2 separate regions of the Homo sapiens genome follow, and region 2 is linked to region 1. A link is an interaction called in ENCODE POLR2A ChIA-PET data of the cell type or tissue named here. Cell type or tissue: GM12878. All regions are shown on one strand. Links, peaks and the distances in the headings refer to the core of each region. The heading gives the core; the rest is flanking DNA.

The links. Peaks named below come from ENCODE experiments on the same cell type or tissue, not always from the same donor. Only the 100,000 strongest peaks of a DNase experiment are listed, where the experiment ranks them.
Region 2: POLR2A ChIA-PET joins it to region 1 with 5 read pairs; 2 of 35 experiments call an interaction of 5 or more read pairs at or near these places.

The regions. Positions count from the first base shown.
Region 1 is chr1:208,793,623-208,800,070 of GRCh38, reverse strand. No RefSeq gene overlaps it. Among named protein-coding and RNA genes, the nearest start is that of LINC01717, 68 kb to the right of the region's middle. In GM12878, for the core only: no CTCF peak of the experiment used is centred there; no DNase peak of the experiment used is centred there.
Region 2 is chr1:208,084,020-208,089,682 of GRCh38, reverse strand. PLXNA2 (plexin A2) reads left to right here. Exons shown (of 32, transcript NM_025179.4): 10 at 5,103-5,303. Among named protein-coding and RNA genes, the nearest start is that of LINC02767, 130 kb to the right of the region's middle. In GM12878, for the core only: no CTCF peak of the experiment used is centred there; a DNase peak (open chromatin) is centred at 2,972.

The DNA.
Region 1 (6,448 bases), core at 852-5,851:
TGTTTGGGGTCTACAGGCAGTAGGCTTTTCCTACTTTTGAGGCTCCAAACTCCTGACATCTATTTCTTTTCATTCTGATTAAAAATCAGCCAGTTGTGTCCTGAGATTATCTCTTTCTTATAATAACTTTCCAATGACAAACAATTATAACCATTTCTTTTTGATCCTTTCAACCATCTTCCTTAGGATCACTGACTCAGCCTGCATGTCATGTTACTTCCATGTTTTATCAAATGTTTTGCTAAATGTTTGGCTTTGAAAGGCCATGTCCACTTGCCCTGCTTCCAGTATCAGTCTCTTTGACACCCCCCAAATTGCCAAGTCAGTGCCACATATTTTAGGTTTTTCATCCAATTGTACCCCAATTCTGACAACAATTTCTCCATTCATTAAGTAAATCTAGCTTCTATAATAGATAAACCTGAAATCTCAGTAATTTAATGGATGTTTATTTCTTTCTCTTTTTTTCATAACTTCCAAGTGATAGTGACATAGGGGGGCTCTAGTCCACAGTCATTCAGGATATCAAGATAAAAGAGTTTTTGCCATCTTGTTCATCACATTGCAATGGTCATGTATATCCAGCTGACAGATGGAAAGGAGGAGTGCATAAGGATTTACTGGAGAATTTTACAAGCCAGGCTTAAAAGTGGCATGCCTCATTTCTGACCGCTTTTGCCTGGGGCTAAGGTTGTTCTGAGTGGGTGCAGCAGAAGAACAGGCTCACAGGGGCAAGGGTTACAGTGACAGAGTGGTTACAGTAGTAGGGGTGTGCCTTGGTGGCAAAGGGACTGAAGTCAGGAGGGTGGGATGGATGGGGAAATGGCAGGGTTAAGGGACTGTTGGTCCTGATGATATCTAAGAGCAGGAGTAAAGTAATAAAATGATATCAATGGAAATATAGGAAGTTATGACCAGAGAGTAAGATATTGGAGTTTATGATTTCACAGGTGTTATAGACCAGATGATAGCAAAATTCAAGTTTTGGTCAGAGAAGTGGGTTGCTGAAGCTTGGCTCAGATGTCTTTGTTCTGATGTTTCCGTTCTTATGATTCCAGCTCCATAGTAGTATTACGGTGCAGAGGTTACGCCACTGAGTTCTAAAGTTAGAAGACCTCAGTTTGAATCTCAGCCCCATCACTTGCTAGCTGTTTCACCCTTGGCATACTAATCTCTCTCAACCTCACTATGCATCTGTAAAATGACAATAAGAATATTTTCTCCTTGATAGGGCTGTTCTGATAATTGGGGATAACATGTAGACAGTGCTGAAAACACTCTAGCCCATAGTAAAAGACATTTCATTTATACTTTATATCTGTCTCTGTCATTCCTGTCTAGTTGTTCTGTTCTCAACATTCCCGGCCTTCACCTCTACCCCTTTCCTACCTGAACCCTATGGAGCAAAACAATATGCACAAAGTTCTTTTCAAATGATATGCTATAACTTCAGTCTTCCCTCCAAATTCATCCCACCACCTTTAGATGGGAATTTCTTTTATACCACATTAAGTATCCAATTTCAGAGGTGGTTACTTAGTCTAAAGTGGTTCTATTTCACTAAATTTCTTTGAGAATAAGTACCTCCAGAAAGATTTTTTAATAGAAAGTTTTGTCTACTTTCATGATTCACCTTAGATGATCCACCTGCATTGCCATCACAGCTGGACAGGACCTCCATTTCTAATGGTGTCCTCATGCCTCTCTTCTCACCTGGCCAGATATCTGCAATAGACTCTACAGCCTTACTATTCAAAATGTGGTCCAGTAGGCGCAGTGGCTCACACCTGTAATCCCAGCATTTTGGGAGGCCAAGGCAGGTGGATCACCTGAGGTCAGGAGTTCGAGACCAGCCTTGCCAACATGATGAAACTCTGTCTCTGTTAAAAATACAAAATTAGCTGGGCATAGTGTTGTGCACTTGTAATCCCAGCCACTCAGGAGGCGGAAGCAGGAGAATCACTTGAACCCAGGAGGCAGAGATTGCAGTGAGCAGAGATCAGGCCACTGAACTCCAGCCTGGGCAACAGAGTGAGACTCCATCTCAAAAAAAAAAAAAATGTGGTCCACAGACTAGCAGATCAGCATCTTCTGGAATGTTTGAAATGCAGAATTGCAAGCCCCATCCAGATCTACTGCATCTGAGTCTGCATTTTAACAAGATACCGGGAGATTCTAATGAATGACAGAGATTGCAAAGCACTGGTTGACAGCAAAGAGACTAACATTTCATTTGTCTAAAGGAAGGGTTGCACCTTAAAATAAGGTGTCCTGCCAGATATTAGGCAGAGCCCACTAAAGACTCAACCTTCCTATCTAGAGATGTAGAACTTAAGGTCTATGCTTATCTAATGCCCTGAACTTGAGATTCAGAAATGAAGAATGATAGAATATGTGGTAGCTGGTTTCACAAAAGAATTGCTGGTTCCACACAACAAAATTTGGAGAGTGGTTTTAAGATCTTTTTCTTTGTAGGTTGCCTAAGGAAATTTGCTAATTTCCCTGATGTAAGCTTCCCACTACCCTAGAAGAGAAAAAGTATACAAAAAAAAAAAAAAATACAGAAAGGAAATGACATAGGATTTGTGTGTGTGTATATATATAAATTTCAAAGGTCTGTTCCATCTGAGATAAGTCTCATAAAATAAATCAGTGAGACTGGGAAAGCAGTAGTCCTTTATATGTAGACATAATGGGGCTAAGAAATAATTGGTCAGAAAGAAACAGGTAGTTGTCCCATGTGTTAAATCAAATTTAGCCTAAAGCTGCCTCCTTACATATTTTAAGTTCAGCCTAATGGTTTCTCTGCACATCGTGAACTATAACAAGTGGAGGTGTAAATAGACCATAGCTTAGACTTGTGCCAATCAAATGTAGCCAACTGTTCAAACTGCGTTCAAGTAAGGCAAAGGCTGAGCTGTAAGCTATCCAGCTGCTTCTGTACCTCACTTCCATTTTCTGTACATCACTTTCCTTTTTCTCTTCATGAATCTTCTTCCACCACATAGGTTCACTGGAGTCTCTGAGCCTACTGTGGCTCAAGAGGCTGCCCGATTTGTGAATTGTTCATTGCTCAATTAAACTCCTTTAAATTTAATTTGGCTGAAGTTTCTTTTATCACATGGAAACTGTCTTGAAACTATGTTAGTATAGCAAGCACAGCATTTGTAATTAGAGCATATGCTTATTTGATGTGGAAGTCGTGGATTGATGGAGACTATGGTGAAGGCTAAAGCTCACCCCTCATCACCAGGTTTGGAAAGCAAATTACGTACTTAAGTGGGGTCTTATTATCAAACACCTGTTACTCTACAGAGATGAAGTTTGATTTCAGATTGGAAGAGTCTAACCCCAAAAAGTTAAAAAAAATCACAGTTTACTGGGATTTCCCATTGTCATCTATAAATAATCTGGAACATTATTAGACCAGAAGCAAAAACCATAAGTAGCTTATAGGACGTCTTAATCTTTTTGACTGCTCCAAGTTTGTCTGAATTTCCCCTTATCTGTCTACACTGCTGATTAGAAAAACAAATTTCAATTTAAATCTCTGGCAAATGCAACTTTAAGCAGATGACCAAGGTTCCCATCACCATCAGTAACACACATCGACATCACGCACCATCTGATAAGATGCAGTGAGAAGGGCACAACATCACTTTTGTGGTATTCTCACCAAAAATGTATGAACTTCTTTCTATTTAAGGTTTTTATGAAAAAACATTGAGCAAACGCAAATGGGAAACATTCTACAAAATATTGGTGCTATTTGAAAGTATGAAGGTTATGAAAGACAGGGACTCACTGAGGAAATAGCTCAGATTGAAGGAGACAACTAAAAGCGATGTGGGATATTGGACTAGCTCTGATGATACAAAATGCACAGTAGTGAAGAATGTGAAATTTTACCATCTGTAGTGTGGTTACTAATAGTGTATAGATGTTGATTTCCTGGTTTTAATCATTGCACTACAGTTATGTTAACGTTGGAGAAAGCTGAGTGGAGAATACAGGAGTGCTTTCTGTACCATGTTTTTTAACTTTTCTGTAGGTCTAAAATTATTTCAAAATCAGAAGTGTTTTAAACAAAAACTTAAGAATCTTTTATGTTTGTTTTTGGTGGAAGCCTCAGAAACTGAGTCCCAGTCAACTGTATCAGTCTTGGGTTAAAAGCCTTGAAAAGGATAGAAAATTAGATTGAGATCCTGGGACCTGTGGCAAGGAGAATAGAGAAAGAAGCCCCAAGAACATACATATGAGATGAACGGATGGATGGATAGATAGATAGATAGATAGATAGATAGATAGATAGATAGATAGATGATAGACAATAGGAGATGGGTAGGTAGACAGATAGGAGAGAGAGAAAGAAGATACATAGATAGATTATAGATAAATAGGAAATATATAGATCGATGATAGATAGGAGATACATTAGGTAGCTAGCTAGCCAGCCAGCTAGATAGATAGACAGATAGATAGCTATTGCTATGGGCTGAATTGTGTCCCGCCCCTGCCCCCCCTCCGCCTGTTTCATATGTTGAAGCCCTAATCCCCAGTACCTTAGGATGTGACTGCGTTTGGAATAGGGCATCTAAAAAGATCACTAAGTTAAAACAAGGCTGTCAGGGTGAGCTCCCATTCAATTTGACTTATGTCATTATAAAAAGAGAAGATTTGGACACACAAAGAGATGACAGGGATACACGTGCACAGGGGAAAGGCCATGTGAGGACCTGACAAGAAGGCAGCCATCTGTAAGCCAAGGAGAGAGGTCTCAGGAGAAACCTAACTGGCACACACCTTGATCTTGAAATTCTAGCCTCCAGAACTGAGAAAATAAATTACTGTTGTTAAGCCATCTAGTCCATGGCATTTCATTATGACAGCATTAGAAAATTAATATAATCATATATTAACAAATCTATGTTTAAATTGGTCTCTTCAGCCTTCTCTAAACATGTCACATTTTTTTTTTTTTTTTGCCTTCATGGATGAACATGCTTATTTCCTAGATATGAGACTCTTGGTATACACTTTTGATATCCTTTAAGGCCTATCTTAAGTCTTTCAGTTATCTAAAGGATGGTGTATTCATTCAGGTGAATATTAGATATGTATGAGATAATACTTAGAATGCTTTCTTTAATTTGGGGTATTGTGTTTTGAAAAGAACTTTGACCAACAACTGTATGTCTAAAGAAAGCTAACCTGAATTAGGAGCAGTCTATGAATTTTATCCTATTGGGAATAAGTGTAGAATCTAAGTTTGTGAAAGTTAAAAAAGAGTCAGGAAGGATATGATAGATCCCTTTAAATGTTTGTAGGGCTGCCAATGGAAGAGATTAGGTTTATTTTTTAGAGAGCAAATTTCAACCAGTTGAATTTTAGTCAGAAGGAACATATTTTGTATCAACAAAAGAACATATTTTTCAATAATTGGCACCATCCAGTAATAGTCTGCATGAAATGGTCTCGCTTGAGAGGTAGTGAGTTCTCAGCCACCAAAGGCATACAATCATCTAGTGATGGCCAGCTGTCAAGAATTCTATAGATCAGCTTCCTTCACTGGGTGGAGGGTGAGATGGGTTGAACTTTTAGAGTTTTCCACCTCTCAAAGTCTTAAATAATTCTAATGGTAATCTGAAGAGTGAAAGCATTCAGGATTTTGGGGGAAATGCCCTGAAAGGAACTATCAAAGATATTAGCAAGGCCATGTCCTGTGGGATAAGAGATTATTCAAAAGTCATGCATTTGTCCTGCCCTACAGGGAGTTGGTTTAACTGGACTGAGCTAGGGTCCAGACATGGATATTTTTAAGTCTTCCCAGGTAATTCTAGAGTGCAGGGAGTGTTAAGATCTGTGATACAGTTGAAGTATTTAGCAACACTGTGTAATATCCTCTCCCGGCTCCTTGGAATTTCCAGCAATTCTCAAAATTCTGAGCTTTACATCAGACTTCCTGACGAAGTGGATGACATAAATTTTTGTGAAGAATGCTAACACCAAGCCACTAAAGAGTTATGGACCCATCACAGACTTTTCCACTGTCTACACTTGTCAGACAGCAATCATCATACCCCAAATTAATGCAAAATATGTGAAGGGGAACATTGCACTAAATATAAAAGTTTTCTCCAATTTCCACATTGCATGATTAATTGGAAGAAGGTGGGTAGCTATTCCAGATACTGCCTGATGTTTACTATACATCTGTTCTACTTCACAGGCAGCTGGTGCCTAGAAGGGGAGTCACCTTTGTCTGCAGGGAGTGTGGAAGGATCCTACAGGAGTTAATAAAGAATAAAAAACACATACATATTTTATCCTAAGTTTCAGCAGCTACTGCAATGCAGAAAAAGTTTTCCCCTCTTTGAGAAATTAGAATAATATAAAAATAAAAATAACAGCTCATATTTGTTGAGCACATACTCTATGCCTAACAGCA
Region 2 (5,663 bases), core at 1-5,000, 710 kb after region 1:
AGCAACATTAATATATCACACATTTATAATTTCTTCACATGTGCCAGGAGTTCTCAAAGTGTGCCCAGGGACCGGCAGCATCAGCATCACCTGGGAACTTATAGAAATTCAAATTCTTGGGCCCCATCCCAGATGAGGCTAAAGATTGAGAACCACTGACATTTGGCATTTCAATGGATTCTTGCAACAGCCCTGCAATTTCATATAATTTATATTTGACATCTGTAGTAACCAGAATGCTAAAAATTTCGGGTTTTTGCCCAAGGCTACAGAGAACTCAGGCATCCAAAAAAGCTGAGTACAGTATGTTTTCTACAGAAAATCAGGGCCCATGAGCTTTGTTTCCATGGTCACAGCCACACTTGCTGGCCTGACTTCAACCTGGTCCTTTGCTATTGGTCATGAGGATTCAGGCTATGGATGGGCCAGCACAAATCCATCTCCACAGATGGAGAAACTGCCCATAGAAGATGGGTCAGTGGTGCCATTTCCAGATAAAAAGACAGCCAGCATATGAGGTAAATCTGCCCACATCTTTCCAGAAGGCAGATGGACCAATTCCATGCTTAGGCTTGACAATGAAGAACAGCTGTGCTAGAACGAATGCAATTCAAAAATAAAAATATTAGTACTTATTATATATGCAGCATATATATAATTTAACCTTAAGTACTCTATGAAGTGGATTATATTATAGATGAATAGACTGAGGCTTAAATAAGTTAAACAGCTTTCCTATGATCATCAAATAAATGCAGAAATTAGGATTCAGAGACAATTTTTCAAGCTGACCTTGAATAAGTGAAAGTCCACTGATTCTGCAGTCACACTCACACGCACACACACCACAAATAGGCGGTAATATTAACAATTGTCAATCCAGCATATTACCACTTACAACACACATTGATTTTCCTCTTTCATGCAATCTAGGTTTGTCAGATATTATTGGCACCATTTTATAGAGGAGGAAACTGACTTTCAATTAAACCATTTGTCAAGCTCTCTTAAGGTAATGAGTCAGACCTTTCCAGCACTCAGAGCACAGCAGATCTCTGATGGGGGCCCCCCAAATCTCTTCCTCCCTGAGTCAGATCAGGCTGTGACATGGTGTTAGCAAGCGGGTGTGCACGGGAGGATGTATGGCTTTCAGCTTTTAAAGCTCATCTCCCTCCATGGCTAAGCCAGGCCTAGTGAGATGTAGATACATAAATATCTCCTTTATGCCCTGTCCCAGGGGAAAGATAGAACCAAATAAATCCGATTAGCTTCCCAGGATGCTGGCTGCTCTCTCTTTGAAGTCCAGTGGGTGAAGATAATGCCATTTCCACATGGGAGAAGTCGCTTCAGAGGGCTAAAGGGTCCCCAGCACAGAACGCTGGCAGAGCACAGCTGAACAGGTGGGCAATGTGAGCCCAAGACTCATAGGGCTCCTAAACCAGGTCCCTGCTCTCCCTGCAGCTGTGTTTCCTCTTCCCCAGCCTACCGCCACCCCTGGGGTATTCCTACAAGTTTAAGTCTTGGTTTAAACTAAGATTGCTGCTGAGAAGGTGATCCTGGCTCCAGTTGGCCTAGAGACAGAGGAGAAAGAAGATGACCCAAAGAGATCACTCAGAAGGCTGTGAGGATCCGCGGTAGCAATCAGTATTTTAAGAATGTGAACAACAGTCTTAACATTCTGCAGGAAAAGCATCTTAGGATGATTTGCTTTCTTTTTCATAAGACAGGTACTGTATGTGTATGTACACATGTGTGTGCCTGTGTGTGTGTGTATACCCACAGAAGCAAACAGGTTGGAAGTGGCCTTATTGTATCTGATTAAACCCTTCACCATCCTCAAGCCCCACAGATATTGAAGTTTCAACAACTTGGCAATTGTTTGGGGTCCAGTCTCCTCCACCCACTTTCAGCCCTTACCACTGCAATTTCCACCCAAGATTCACAGATCCTTCATGAATATACTCACCAGAATCATCTCATAACCCAAAAGGCCTGTATCTTCCCATTTCCCAAGATGAAGAAAGCATACCTGGGGCACCAACCGCTTCTTTCCTTTGCCTTAGAGAATAGAAGGGAAAAAATCCTATTCTGTCTGACCTGAGAGCAATTGCCAAATAAAGAAACAAAGCATAAGACATTCTTTTTCTACTAGGGCAATCTTGGGGCCTGGTTCAGCATTTGGGAAGACCCTAATTGTTACCCTTACATTTGATTCTAAAAAGTCTGAAACAGCAGACCATGGGAAATTTCCTAAAATTCTAGAATCCCTTAAAAAAAAAAAAAACTCATGTAATAGTACTCATAAAGTCTACTCATGATTCTCCAACCTCCAGGCTGGACTGGACTTAGCCCAGCCTAAAAGATGAAAGTGTGTGTGTGTGTTACATATAGATAACATATGTGTTATATATAGGTATTACACATAACATCTATATAAAAGTATACTTTTTTTGGTCCACATTAAAAGGATTCAACAATCTTTTTTTACTAACCCCAGACATCATACTTCCAAAAGCACATCTTTAAGATCCTGCTACTGAAATTTGAATTTGTTGTCTAAGCTCATTAGAGATGAAAAACAACTGCTCGTCATTTACAATTCATCAGCTGGTTCGGAGTAAGAAAATCTCTCTCTCTTTCTCTCTGTCTCTCTGTCTGTCTGTCTGTCTCTCTCTCTCTCTCTCTCTCTCTCACACACACACAGAGAGAGAGAGAGAGAGAGAGAGAGAGAGAGTGCGAGAGAGACCATTATACCCCAGCCTTATTTCTAACTTAAATTCTAACATTAGATTTGATGCAGATATTTTAGCTGCTAACAGGAAGTGTTATCTCCTTTTCTATGAGATGCCTGGGCTTCCCTAAAGTGGTGCTCATCTTTTTTTTTTTTTTTTTTGGCTATAAATATATGAAAGAGTCTGTCAAGAGTGCCTGCAGGGAATGAAAGTGAAAGTGCAGTAAAGAGCAAGTTTATGAGTTGGCAGCTTGAGTGACTGGCTCCTAAACAGGGACCCATCTGTTCTGGGGTTGCCTTGTGATTCTCTCTCGTGGATGCCGTGCCTGCCTGGAGTCCTCACATGCAGGTGGCCAGCTGACAAGGGATGACACTGGTGAGCCTGCCGGTGTGTCCAGACCCTCTTAGGTGGGTTTCTGTGCAGAATTTCCCCCAGATCCGGCTCTTCAGAAATTGTCAGTAGTAAATTATCCTTAGTAAATGTGGACATGCCACTTTAGAAATCATGTGACTCCAAAACCCATGACTATTTCCAACTCCAGCTTTTGAGAACCAAATGCCTTCTCAAGTCTCTTCAAGCCCAGAAGGCAGGCTTTACCTCATCTCTAAAGAATCTACAAAGTTGGAGCTAAAAAAAAAAAGATTTTTTCACAGGTTGCTTTATTTTATTTTCTATTTACCCTCCCACAAGCAATGACATGCTTGACATGTCCGTTACATGTCAAGCACTGGCAGAAAGACTGGGGAGATGGAGGTGAGTAAGATGCAGCCTAATCCTCAAGAAGCTCACAGCCCAGTGAGGAAAGCAAATCAAGAAATTGTAATTCTGTGTGTCAAAAGCAATCATGGGTGAATATTCATAACTCATCCTGAAGCCAGTGCAGGGGCAGGGGCAGGGACGGCCTTGCAGAGAAGAAACTGGGCTGAGTTTGAAGGCTGATTAAGAGGTAATCAATTATTAATTCTCAGAGAAGGTGATGATTTAAAAAAACCAAAAAAGTAAAAGAAGAGGTAATCAACTAAAAGAGGGGCTGAAGCAGGGCAGCAGCAGGAGGAAGACAGGCAGGAGTGTGTGTTTCTAATAGACGGAAAAGCATGTTCAAAGGGCCAGAGGCAGATCCTGTAAGGGAGAGGGCATCTCAGAGTTAACCATACATTCAGTATGGCTGGACTATTATGTGCAAGAACCACAGAGTTCAGAGGGAGGTAGGCAAGGGCCAGATGCTGAACGGCTTGCAAGTGGGGCCCAGAGAAAAGAGGCAACAGCCCGAGCCACACCATGACAAGAGGTGGCCACAGGAGATTCCCTGTGTGAGGCTGTGCCGGCATTGCACAAGGCTTCTTAATTATTGCATTTGCCATTAGGAGGACAATATTTTTGTCATTGAACATGTCCTACACCTTGTAGGAAATCCAGCAATCCTGGCCCCTGGCATCAATGCCAGTAACACCCTCTGCAGGCCCTGTAGCAGCATCAGCCCCCAGACATTCCCAGAAGTTCCCCCTAAGAACCACTGCCCAGGAGAAGGGGACAGAGAAAGGGGAGCCTCCTATGAGAATTCCCCTAGTGATTCCCTGTGGAGGTGGTTCCCACATCATCACTGCCAGGGGCTACCAGGCTCATCTGCCCGAGGAGAGAAGGAGAAAGAGGAGATTGGCACAGTGGGGTGGCCCTTTGACCTCTGGTGGAAAATCAGCATCTAGTCATGGAGCTCCATAAATCAATCTGTCTTTCTCACTGTCTCTCTCTCATGGTCCTTCCCAAAGCCCCTCCCTACCAAGACTTTCTTTTTTGGTTTTGTTTTCCAAAGCAACATGGCATTCACGCAGGGCCTGGTAATGAAATGAGATTAAAAAAAAAAAAAAACAGAGCAAGTGTTTAGAGTATTGCTGGGAGGGCTTGATCCACCTTCTGGAAAGCCTAGCTCAGTCGGGGCTGGGAAGCTGAAGCTGCTGATAACGGATGCCCCAGGCATCGGCATCAGACAATGCAAGGGGCCGAGTATCTGGAGCTGGGGAACAAGATGAAACCCAGAGGTAGGGGTGCCAGGTTGGGGACAGGGACACGTGGAGGCTCTTTTATCCAGTGTCTCAGGAGATAAAATCCACAGCTTGCCACACTGTGCTTGAAAATTAATTCCTGAATTGTAACACACACAGCAGATACAGGACAACTTGTGGGACGGGGATGACAATATCAAAGCCCAGGAGCTAAGAGCGATTCCATTTTCCCTGCCCATTCCACGGGCCTTACATGAGGTAATATCCTGCTCTTGGGCAGCTCACCTGATACAAGAGGGGCCTGCCTGTCCCAGGCACATAGGACAGCATGAACAGGGGACAGATGGAGCCTCTTCGTTTGTTCCCCCAGGACTGTCCCCAGCTGGTGCCCACAGAGGAGATCTTGATTCCAGTCGGGGAGGTAAAGCCAATCACCCTTAAGGCGCGAAATCTGCCCCAGCCGCAGTCCGGCCAGCGAGGCTATGAGTGTGTCCTCAACATACAAGGAGCCATCCACCGGGTCCCCGCTCTGCGCTTCAACAGCTCCAGCGTTCAGTGTCAGAACAGCTCGGTAAGAAAACGCAGGCTGGGCCCTGCCTGGAGCAGGGCTTCCTCTCACACTCGTGCTGGGGCCTCAGTATGGCCAGCCCTGGCTTCCGGAGCCTTCCAGGTTCACAGGCTGAGCCCACATCCCCAGGGATGCAGGAGCCAGCCAGCACCCCAGCCGCTCAGCCAGAGCAGGGCAGGTGACTGGTGCCAGAGGAGACAGTTCCGTGAGGACCCTCATGGCAGACACTGAGATCTTTGTGCCCTTTCTGAAGTTGATTTTTTAAATTTTAAATTTTTTTATTTTTAATTTTTGTGAGAACACAGTAGGTGTATGTATTTATGGGCTACATGAGATGTTTTGATACAGGCGTGCAATGTCAAA